Regions from separate parts of the Homo sapiens genome. Here region 2 is linked to region 1. The links are chromatin loops, found by intact Hi-C in ENCODE. Cell type or tissue: endothelial cell of umbilical vein. All regions are shown on one strand. Each heading gives the region's core, and the rest is flanking DNA. Links, peaks and the distances in the headings are about the cores only.

Region 1 (2,807 bases), core at 51-2,550:
TCGAGACCAGCCTGACCAACATGGTGAAACCCTGACTCTACTAAAAATACAAAATTAGCTGGGTGTGGTGGCACGTGCCTGTAATCCCAGCTACTTGGGAGGCTGAGGCAGGAGAATCACTTGAACCTGGGAGGTGGAGGTTGCAGTGAGCTGAGATGGCGCCATTGCACCCAGCCTGGGCAACAAAGGCAAAACTCCACCTCAATTAAAAAAAAAAAAAAAAAGCAAAATCTTAGACTTGTCCATTTTTGGGCCATTGCCTGAAATCCTGGACAAAGGCCTAACTGACCCAGTTAAAATGCCAGTATCTGAGCCCCACTGTTACGCTGAAGCAAACCAAGGAGGCAATGAATTACGTGTTGCCTAACTTGCTTCTCCCTTGCAGTTTCAATTGCGTTAGGCAGCCAGCTTCCCTTCCTCTCCACTGTTTGAATTGTTGCTGCCGGGCAAAAACTGCAGCTGGTCCACCTCAGAGCTGGCCTCATTTCAATAATAGCCGGGAGGACTGGCATGGGGCTTTCCAAGCTTAATTAGCTCATGTTTGTAGAGTTCCTTAGGAAGCTCAGGCCAGCATGCTATGGGAAGTCCAAGTTAGTAGGATTCTCGCCACACTTAGAAAACGAACATTCCCACATAAAAAGGCTGGTAGAGGCAGAAAAGAACGCCTCGGAGCGTGTGTGTGAACAGCGAAGGGTCCTTGTGAACCACATTTGAGACCATAAAGAGAGTAATGCATTCCAAGTTTCAGGCCCTCCTCCTACTCTCTACAGCAGGAAATTATTTAAAGTATTTCCTGAACAGCTGAAGTATGTTAGAAACCTGCTAGCATCCTCCACAGTATCTCCAGGAAATGGACACCAAAGAATTTCTTTGTAATGAGAAACTATCTGAGCTCTACTGGCCATTTCTACCTGAACAGGTTGGATACTCTCAGCCTGGGACCTGGAGAATACAATCTTCTTAGATCATTTTTATGTCAAACTTAGCATCCTACTGCAAGAACACACACTGGAAGAGAATTCCTCTTATGTATGCACATATATATGAAGAATTCTCTTATATATATAGTATACATACACATATATTAGTATATATCAAGAGAGACAGAGACAGAGACAGAAAGAACTTTGTTAGGTAATTTAGCAATGTCAGTAATAGCTTGCTAGTTAGTTATTCCCGCTCAATCTTCGGGTGGGGCAAGAATGAGGTCAGCCTCTTTTGTTTTAGGCAGAATTCTAGAACATGCAACACAAGGAAACTGCTTGGCCCCATCCCACCTCTAGAGATTTGTTCTCTCCAAGGCCTGCCTATAAATCTCCCAGGGTGGGGTTCCAGAAGAATGGTGCCCCAGCAAGCCAAGTTTGAACCTCCCAAGCAAATCGCATTGGAATGTTGGTGGGGTCACAGGATCAAGAGCCATCTGGGAGCCAGCTGTGACTGGGGCTGATTCCCATGATTTCCTATGAGAAGGGCAAGTATGATCACTACAGCAGAAATACCAAAGAAAAATGGCAATTGTTACCTCCAGAGCAAAGAACAAGGCCTAGAGCAGAGCCAGTTCCTGAAGAGAATGACAGATCTGATTATGCTGGTGAAGGCCAGGCAAGTTCTGTGCTTCCTAACTAGTTAGACTTTCCTTCTGCGGCAGCGAAGCTCGGATCCAGAGCTTGGGAAGTGTGGGACTTGCCTCTCTGAGACCTGGCTGTCAGCAGGAGGATGAGGAGCCAAACACATCCCATTGTTACCACCCACCTTCTGGGGCTTGCAGGGAAACTGTGAACTCCTTGCCAAACGAGATATAAGCCCTTGCCATCTTCCCTTTCCTGGGACAAAGGAACCACACAAGTTTTCAGTGTTTCATCATGCTTTTGGAACGAATGTCAACCAAAGGCCATCTTTTAAGGACAACAGCTAAAACGCCTGTCCAACTAGAGTTCTTTAGTCAATGGCAGTTACATTCGTTCATCTGAGGTCTTACACTACTTAGGATCAGGGAGTGACATTTAAAAAAAAGCGACAGGGTGCAGTGGCTCATGCCTGTAATCCCAGCACTTTGAGGCCACGGTGGGCACGTGTCCAGAACTGGTGGGTTCCTGGTCTCACTGACTTCAAGAACGAAGCTGCAAACCCTCGCTGTGAGTGTTACAGCTCTTAAAGAGGCGTGTCTGGAGTCTGTCCTGTCTGATGTTCAGATGTGTTGGGAGTTTCTTCCTTCTGGTGGGTTCATGGTCTACGCTGGCTCAGAAGTGAAGCTACAGACCTTCACGGTGAGTGTTAACAGTTCTTACGGCAGCGCATCTGGAGTTGTTCATTCCTCCCGACGGCCTTGTGGTCTCGCTGGGCTCAGGAGTGAAAGTTGCAGACCTTCTCGGCGAGTGTTACAGCTTTTAAAAACACCGTAGACACAAAAACTAAGCAGTAGTAAGATTTATGGCAAAAAGCAAAAGAACAAAGCTTCCATGGCGCGTAAGAGGACCTCAGCAGGTTGGCAATGCTGGCTCGGGCAGCCTGCTTTTATTCTCTTATCTGGCCCCACCCACATCCCGCTGATTGGTAGAGCCGAGTGGCCTGTTTTGTCAGGGCGCTGATTGGTGCGTTTACAATCCCTGAGCTAGATAGAAAGGTTCTCCACATCCCCATCAGATTAGTTAGATACAGAGATTCGACACACAGGTTCTCCAAGGCCCCACCGGAGCAGCTAGATACAGAGTGTCCATTGGTGCATTCACAAACCTTGAGCTAAACACAGGGTGCTGATTGGTGTATTTACAATCCCTGAGCTAGACATAAAGACTCTCCACGTCCCC
Region 2 (2,807 bases), core at 307-2,806, 58 kb after region 1:
ATGTTGCTCAGGCTGGTCTTGAACTCCTGAGCTCAAGAGATCCTCCTGTCTCGGGCTCCCAAAGTACTGGGATTACAGGCATGAACCACCCTGCCTGGCCTCAACAGGCAACATTCTGATTAATAATTAGACCTCTGGGCCCGGCGTGGTGGCTCATGCTGTAATCCCAGCACTTTGGGAGGCCAAGGTGGGTGGATCACTTGAGGTCAGGAGTTTGAGACCAGCCTGGCCAACACGGTGAAATCCCGTCTCTGCTAAAAATACAAAAATTAGCCTCGCATGGTGGCATATGCCTGTAATCCCAGCTACTTGAGAGGCTGAGGCACGAGAATCGCTTTAGTCCGGGAGGCAGAGGTTACAATGAGCTGTGATATATAATGAAACAGTTTTACTAAGGAAGCAGTGACTTGGTTTCTCTAGAAATTGCCTAACACACACATTCCAGGATACATTCTCTGTCATCTGGAATCTCCCTTCCACAAACCCACGCTGTCTTAAGCACTATTTTCCTATTTGTTGTTGACCTAATCTAGAAAAAAGCTCCCGTCACTCGTTCTCCCCCACCCAGTCCCTCAGTCCCGAAACACGCTTATTCTCTGCACTTGTCACCCCACCCTTTGCTGCCCCCACCCCAGCGCGCAAACGCACACAGGTTTAAAGTTTAGGCTGTGATGCTCTCCTCGCCCGCAGATCACAGGACAGACATTCCCGGGGACAACTTTGCAAGGCCATGTGCTCGTCCTCCTTAGGAAGGAAGAGGGAGAAATCCCTGCGGCTCGGTTTTGTTCCAATGGTCTGCTCAGCGAGTGATTCCCGTTTCCCCAAAGGCTGCCCCTCATTAGCATGAACGGGGGTGGGGGTGTGGAGAAGGGGTTGGGGGAGAGAAAGCAAGCAAAAGACCAGGCTCACTTTTAGAGCCTGGGAACCCTGTCTGCAAAAATGACAGCTAGAGCTTTCTGGCTCCTCTGTTTGATCGTCGGATCATCCCCCGAAGCACCGGTGGCGGAGAGAAAAAGTAAGATTGGTGTAGTGCGGGGCCCTGGGAGCGGAGCGGGGATCTGTGGGGGGGAGCTGGGAAGGAGGCTCAGTGAAACGTGGGACGAGGAGGGGGGTCAGAGCTCGCAAGAGAGGACACCCCGGGTCTGCGTTCGTCTTATAAAGGAGCAAAGTGTGTCCCCAAGGTTTCGTGTCTCTTGGCAGCCTTTTCGGAAAGAAGCCAATTTAGCTACTGAAATGATCCCGAGCAAGCCGGGCAGGCTGGGGAAAACTTTGCATGTTAAGTAGTTGCTCCATCACGGAGGAGGGAAAGTGTCAAAAGGGGTCGTGGCGCGCCTTTCGGGAGCCGTGCCCGGGCCGGGCTCGCAGGACGCCGCGGGGTCCGCCCCCCTCGACTGGGTGAGCAGGGGCTGCGGGGGGCGCTGTGGAGGGCTGGGGGGAAGCGGGGCCGAAATCCGGCAGCCCCGGGCACTTTGCTCTCCCCGCAGCCCCAGCGCACAACCTTGGGACACCTGAGCCGGGGTTTAACTAACACGCACACACTCTTATACTTCATGCACGAAATGAAATTAAGTTACTCAGCCCGTGAAGAAATGAGGGGTTCTCTGGGGGATCGTGTTTTTGTTTTGCTTTTATTTGGATGTTCTGTCGGCTTCGCTATCTCTGGGAAAAACAGTTTCCGTACCTCACAGGGCAATTTACTCTGGGTTATTTTTCCACATGGAAATTGAATGACTTCAGTGGCATTTAACCCAAATATCAGACAATCTTTCCCATGACAACAGATGGTTATATCAATGGGGAAGCAGTTGTGAGGTCAACAGTTGACAGTCAGGAATTGGATATCCACCAGAACTTTATTCAGCTGTGCATGGCACAACCGTTTAACAACATAATGAGTCAGAATCAACCTCTTTGCAAAAACATGAACTCTAACCAGCTATTATTGCTGGGTGAAAGCTGATTTTAAAGCAGATTATCGATTTGGCAAGACTGATCAACTTTAAATGAAGTGTTGCCAGAGCTGCAAATGGGCAGATCCATCTCTTTAATGCAAGGGGAGAGAAAAATAAAGGCTAGTTCTTGCCTGTTTGGAGGGCACTGGGACCCAGGCAAGCAAGGAGGTGAAATTGTGTAACTGGTATGGAAAGGTGCCCAGCTCCCAAGCTGGCTGAGGTTTACTCACCAACCTGTCTGCAGAACTAGGGAAAATCATTAATAATTTTAAAAATTTGTTTTCATGCCATACCATTTAGGAGTCTTTCCTCCATCATCTAATGGGGAAAAAAATGTAAGCGACGTGTGCTTTTATACTTAACCAGGGGCCTCTCTGCCTCCCAGCCAAGCTTTTAAAACCTTCCTTAGCTGTGGTTTACCAGTAAGTGGTGTCCAAGAAGCCAGATAAAAATCCACTTACAAATGCTCGATTCTGCAGAGACCGGGATGACAGTGTAAACATGGATGGGAAAACCAAATAGTTCTGTTGTCAGGGGCGCTTAAAGAATTAGGAGAACCTGTAATATGAGACCTTTCCCCCTGGGGTTTGCTCTTGGTACTTTCTCAACAAACTGTAAATAGCAAAGAGGCGGATGTTTATATATGTTTTATATATATATATATATATACACACACACACACACACACACACGCACACGCACACATACACACATATACGTATATATTAAAGGAAGGGCAAAAAAGTTTGTTATCTAACCAGTGTTGTAAGACATGTTTAGTCTTAGAGTAAATAGGGGGTTGTAATTTTAAAAGCTATAATCTTAGAGGTCAAGACCCTCGTATCCTTCTTCCTT

What was found. Hi-C counts contacts between places; a loop is a spot of excess contacts. Peaks named below come from ENCODE experiments on the same cell type or tissue, not always from the same donor. Only the 100,000 strongest peaks of a DNase experiment are listed, where the experiment ranks them.
Region 2: it touches region 1 in a loop (10-fold over the local background); 2 of 110 quality-filtered maps call a loop at or near these places.

What each region holds. Positions count from the first base shown.
Region 1 is chr17:68,052,345-68,055,151 of GRCh38, reverse strand. No RefSeq gene overlaps it. Among named protein-coding and RNA genes, the nearest start is that of KPNA2, 18 kb to the right of the region's middle. In endothelial cell of umbilical vein, for the core only: no CTCF peak of the experiment used is centred there; DNase peaks (open chromatin) are centred at 521, 1,001 and 1,421; H3K27ac peaks cover 2,407 bases.
Region 2 is chr17:67,994,331-67,997,137 of GRCh38, reverse strand. It overlaps C17orf58 (chromosome 17 open reading frame 58), which reads left to right and starts at 669. Exons shown (of 4, transcript NM_001382359.1): 1 at 669-1,015. The coding sequence starts at 940. RefSeq lists a silencer at 1,350-1,439. In endothelial cell of umbilical vein, for the core only: no CTCF peak of the experiment used is centred there; DNase peaks (open chromatin) are centred at 427 and 1,737; H3K4me3 peaks cover 2,083 bases; H3K27ac peaks cover 1,443 bases.